Linked DNA regions of Homo sapiens: region 2 is linked to region 1. A link is a contact called in ENCODE Hi-C or POLR2A ChIA-PET data. All regions are on one chromosome and are shown on one strand. The core of a region is the stretch at or near the end of the contact, and the rest is flanking DNA. Distances in the headings are between cores, read along the strand shown. Region 1 holds the start of MNAT1 (MNAT1 component of CDK activating kinase). Region 2 overlaps PRKCH (protein kinase C eta).

Region 1 (2,791 bases), core at 124-2,623:
AATCATTCAATCACAGCTCTACTATACTTCTTTGCAGAGTAAAGCAAAGGAAAATAAAGATCAATTAGAAAAGTTAAGTAAGCTAATAAATTCCATATAATAATTATAGCTACAGCTAATCATGCAATTTATGCTTACCTAAAGACCCTGTCATTGCTCTACATTTTTGTCAGCACTTGGGGGGTTGGGAGGAGACCTTGTCTACACACTGTAGATTATCCATTATTTTTTGCCTCCAATAAACCTGAAAGAAACTACAGGAATATATGCTCGCCATTACATGGCACCTTTTTATCTCAAAGTGCTTTCTAGAACCACCTTCACTAAACCACATCTGACAAGAAATCTGGCAAGAAACACTTTGACCAATCCCTGTTTCAAAATACACAAACTCAACCTCCCTCCTTCTGCCCCCTTCCCCTGAAAATGGGCGTTCTAAAGTCAGACTTCCTGGGTTCCAATTCTCTCAAGGCCCACTTAATAAGGGACCTTGAGCAGTCTCGATTTCCTTCCCTGTGAAATGGAAATACCAGTATCTACTTCATGGGACTGTTGTAGGAATGAACTGAGATAATTCATGGTAAGGCGCTTAGAACACTGTCTGGCACAAAATGTGCACTCAAATGCCAGCCATTATTATATCTTCAAAATTAACTACCTACAGTCCGGGTTTTCTTCATTTTAGTGATGGGAGTCTAACCGAACTCCATCAGGACAAGTGGGCATACACACAGGGTTTTTTAATTAACTCATACAATAAATAGCAGCAGTATATACTCAAGCAAATTTTAAGTTTTCATAGCACTTTCGCACTTTTTCAATAAAAACATTTCATATGAAATAAACACTCCAATCCCCCACGCTTTTAATCAGCGATGTCCAGAGCCCAGTAAACAACACAAAGCCTGGAAATACAGTCGGGATACTCATTGGCTATGGAAGGGGGAACCTGACAAACTGCTGGATGCCACACTGAGAACCCGCAGTTCAAAGCAGGCCAGAGCCGCTCGGGGCTAGCGGCTACAGTCTATTTAAAGTCACAACGCCTTCTTTTCCCATTTTCCTCCCCAGTGTTGAAACTAACAACGCCCTTTGCTCCCAAGACGAGGCCTAGCATCTCCCGGTCCTCTCCTCCCACCCAGCGCGTCTCTCCCCCAGGGAATCCACTGCCGCCCAACTCACAGAGTGTGTCCGCACACATTCACCATCAGCTTCAAGGAGGGGTTCCGATATTTGGTGGTCTTACACCGAGGGCAACCCTGATCGTCCATGGCGGTTTCCCTCCTACAGACTCTCGCAGGCGCCTGTTTCAGCCAGAGCCACCTACAAGCCCCCTCAGACGCGACCAAGCAGGTTCCTACCAACAGGCGCTTGGCAGAGACGGTCCCTTCGCGAAAGAGCACCGGCAAGGGGCGAGGCGCTGCAACACAAACGTTCCGGCAGTCAGTTCCCCCGGTCTTGCATCTAGGGCTTGGTCTTAGCCTTCCATAAAGCAACTTAATACCTTGAATTTGACAGGGGAACTTTTAAAATGGCAAATTATACAAAGCCTTATCTCCACGCACCCAGTTGCATTTTTCAAGGTACTGTGTCACAATTAGGAAGATAAATTCCATCTTGTTCTGTCTGGAAACATTCCCATGATTTCAAAGATTTATGAGCGGTGTACTTACTTTCTTTTGGACCATTTAATAGCCTGTGCTTTATACTTCTTTATAATTGCATAGTCATGTCAGCTCAGCTGATAATATGCATTCGCAGATACAAAATATGAAAAAGCTATCTACTCCATCAGACAGTATTTATTTCCCCAAATACCTAGGAAAAAATCATATAAGAATACATACAGAAAAATTTAGTTCTGCAATTCCAAGATCTGATAGCCTGAATATCTTTGTAAATTGTAAACCATGTTCATCACATTTATCAAGAAGGCAAATTGAAGTCTGTAAACAGCTCTATTAAATAATAAGCTTTCCCACTGTAAAGGACACATCTTATTCATCTCCAAAATAAAGATTTGTTGATTCTTAATGAGTAAGTAGACTAAGTGAAGAATTAATGAATGACTATCAAACAATAGTGTAATGTGAAAATTTTTAGTGTCAAACATTTTTTGTAACCACCTTCATCTGACCCAAACTCCATCAGAAGGGAACATGCAAACTAGATTTTTCAAATAATCTGATACAATGAGTATAAGCTATAAACATTTATAGTAATTTTAACTCATCATAGAACTTGTGTTCTTTTCAATAAAAAGTAATATTCAATTCACATTTTTAAACAGTGAACCTGGTAGGGAACCCAAAACCCAAAAATACAGTTGGGATTTCCATGGGTATAGAGAGGGATGCTGACAAACAGCTGGATACCACACCCAGGAACCAGCAGATCAAAGCAGGCTGTGACAGAGCTTTACATTAGTATGAAGACATCAAGGATTCATCTAATAAATAAACCATATCATCTCTTTGATCATAATATTGTTCCTCAACAGGAGTTAACCAAACATAAACTTACTAAAATAGGTAACACCAAATACTATGCTACTATGCTGACCCGGAGGCTTATTATGCTGCTGCTATTGTCTTATTGAAAGACCACATCCAGACCAGTTACATGATTCAGAGTGAAGCTCTTCAAGAACAAAGGCAACTCTAGTACTTTATATTTTGGACCATTTAATAGCCTGTGCTTTATACTTCTTTATAACTGCATAGTCATGTAAGCTCAGCTGATAACATACAAGAAACTTCTGGTGAAAGAATGAATATGTCATATGTGCAAA
Region 2 (2,791 bases), core at 157-2,656, 790 kb before region 1:
GCAGGTCACGGGGGGGATGCTAGGTGGCCTGGAGCTTTGTGGTTAACTGCCATTGTGGGAGGCTGCCATGGCCTTGGGCCGCCTGGAGCCCCCCTCGCTGTGGCGTCTCCTCAGTGGCTGCAGCTGACTGCTCTTTCTGGAGTGCCATATTCACTGTGGGTTGTGTCAGGGCACTCGAGGTTCTATTTTCTTGCCTCAGTGTGAGAATCAAGGTCTGTTGGCCTGCATGGCCCAAGGCAAAAGGTTGGTCTCTGTCCAGCCTGGATCACGTTGCTGGCTTGGAGGAGGTAGGTGATGACAGAACTGGCATGACTGGTTTCCACACGCTGTCCTGTGAGTTGATACAGCCTGGCCATACAGGTCTTACAGAAAATGGCCACTAGAAAATGCCCAGGAATGGAAACCAAGTCTGGTATTCCAGGAATCCCCAATAAGTGTGGTTAAAGCAGCAAAGCTTTCATGGCACAGATCAATGGAACATAGAACAGACTTCTCTGCTCTTAGTAGCAGCCTCCCCGGGTGTCAGGGGCATAAGGCAAAGGCATGCTGAGTACCTGTGCACCCACTTCAGCGAAGCAAGCTTTCTGTGTCTCTAACCCAAACCCAGTCCTGGCTCCAAATCAGCCCTTCTCCACGCAGAATCCCATGTCCCATATAAGTGACTGTTTTCAGTGGGCTGATTTGTGGAAGCTGCTTCCTCCCCTGGCCCCACCACATAAATACAATATGAGCACAGCCAGTTTAACCTACAAAAGGTTGCAATCGTAGCAGCGCAGGACGGGAGCAGGGGTGAGGATGATCGTGGTCCTGCCCAGTGAAGGAGGCCACCACTCTCAGTTCTTCCACAAGTGTTTTCTGACTTGGGAGGCACTATAAGGCCTGGGTGCCTGGCTCCTCTGGGACTGCGGGCACACAGTAGAGAGGCGCCTGGCTGAGGTTAGACACACTAGTCTGCAGCCCCAGGAGAGAGCACGGCCGGGGGGACAAAGCCCATGAGCCCAGCTTTATCGACACTGTGTCCTAGCCTGACAAGCCAGGCCTGTGTGGACCTGAGCCCAGAACACTATCACTCACATTTCCAAACAAGGTCACTGAGTTTCTGAATTTTCCCGAAGCCAGTATGCCTGCTGAAGTCTTGGAAAGGATCTTCTTGGGCAACAGAAACAAGTGCTAACAGAAATCCAAAACGGTCTCAAGCGTTGACCCGCAGTTGCTTAAGAGCTTGTGACTAATGTCCCAGGTAAGAGGTCTGACTGCTTATTACTCAGCTGCTGTCATGGGCAGCAGGAATCGCGCAGGGAGAGAAAGTGCTGGGCCATCAGTTTTGTCAGTCAACTATTACAATCAGCTCTGCATGGGGAAGTCTTGGGACGCAGCTCTCAGAAGACGCAAGTGGGCAAGACAGGGATGTGACTCATCCTGGTCACAGGATGCCCGAGGCCACAAAGGCAGGTTAGACACCTTAATCCTGATTTCAATCTAATTTTAGGCATTCTCAGAACTGTATGAGCTGTAAAGGAAACGCCATGGCTGTTCTCATACCAAGTGCTATTTAATAAGACAGATCGCTCAAACTGGGATCCCAAGAGGGTTCAATTAAGAGCATAATGTAATTCCAGGCTACCAGTGCTGCCCTCAGCCCAAGTATCTCATACCTGCTCTATGAAGTCTGTCCTGATGTCCCCAGACAGTCATAGCAATATCAACTCTGCTCCTAGGGTGCCCAGTTTATACTTCTATGATAGCATACCCCGCACTGTATTCCAGAAGGCTCTGTCTGTGCACCTGTCTTCCTTCTTAGCAGCTCCAGCATGGTCCTGGCAGGAGGTGCTGACCAAAGGGATAAACAGAAGCATTTCAGATGGACCCCAATGGGACTGCCCTGGCCAACTCAGAGCCTATCTTATTTTTAGGGGATGGAAGGACACTCCATAAACTTTGCTCCAAAGTACTTAAACTTATAAAAAGCCACATGTTTTACCCCTTAAAGATAGACTCAAGAGGGAAAAGAAGAAACCTGAAATCAAAATTTAAATTCTTCTCTTTGATGAAGCTGGAGAAAGAAAGTGGTTTTGAAGGGTCAATTATTAAACAACGAGGACCAAGCAGAACACTTATCCTCATGTTGGCTTGCATCCAAACGGAAGAGCAGAACATGGAGAGGGTGACTCAAACAAAGCCAAAGATTATAGAGCCATTTACAGTCATGGTCAGCTTCCACTCTAAAGGGAAATCATGCCTTTATTTTTTTTAAAGCAAAAGAAGTCACCCTAAGCCTCCTGACTTTAGTTTGAAATATGCAGAGGTCAGTTTTTGGCTTAGGAGTACCTCAGCTTCCTATGCCAACATGTAACTCAGCAGCTGAACTTAACAAGGCTACACAATGAAGATTACAAGTTCATACAGGGCAGAGGCTCAAATACTAAAATGCCAAAACCACAGTTACCGGCTTGCCATTCATTAGCTCATTGAGCACCGGTATTTAATAGCTACAGCTTTTGTCATGCAAGCATAGAAGGGTAGAAAGAGTTATTCTATCCTCTGTGCTTGTCTGAAAGCTACATTGTTCTTGCTGGGTAATCAGGGTTACTTAAAATGCCCACAGTAGTTTCAGAGAGAATTCCCAAGTGATTGAAGACAAAGGAGATTCAGAAATTGGATTTATTTTGTTTCCACCATAAGCTATCCTGAGAGTAATAAAACAGATTGACATGAGTCTTACTGCTTAGATCACTAGAGTCAGTTACTCTTCCAAAAGAAATAAAGGAAAGCGAGTTGAGAGCTGGCTCCT

What was found. Hi-C counts contacts between places; a loop is a spot of excess contacts on that map. ChIA-PET counts read pairs that join two places held with the same protein, here RNA polymerase II (POLR2A).
Region 2: a loop to region 1 is called in a map of gastrocnemius medialis, with 5 times the contacts of the local background. The contact joins the enhancer-like site here to the promoter of MNAT1 in region 1. A Hi-C loop is called at or near these places in 1 of 168 maps with a recorded cell type or tissue (gastrocnemius medialis). POLR2A ChIA-PET finds 5 or more read pairs at or near these places in 2 of 52 experiments (HCT116 and WTC11).

The regions. Positions count from the first base shown.
Region 1 is chr14:60,733,343-60,736,133 of GRCh38, reverse strand. MNAT1 (MNAT1 component of CDK activating kinase) reads right to left here and starts at 1,373. Exons shown (of 8, transcript NM_002431.4): 1 at 1,183-1,373. The coding sequence starts at 1,271. RefSeq lists enhancers at 1,080-1,149, 1,260-1,359.
Region 2 is chr14:61,524,091-61,526,881 of GRCh38, reverse strand. The region is part of intron 10 of PRKCH (protein kinase C eta); the gene reads right to left. Among named protein-coding and RNA genes, the nearest start is that of PRKCH-AS2, 20 kb to the left of the region's middle. RefSeq lists an enhancer at 1,365-1,514. Within about 2 kb of position 1,406, at least 33 of the 41 ENCODE cell types and tissues checked have a DNase peak (open chromatin) inside an H3K27ac peak, as active enhancers do; they include HCT116 and gastrocnemius medialis, where a contact is called at or near this core.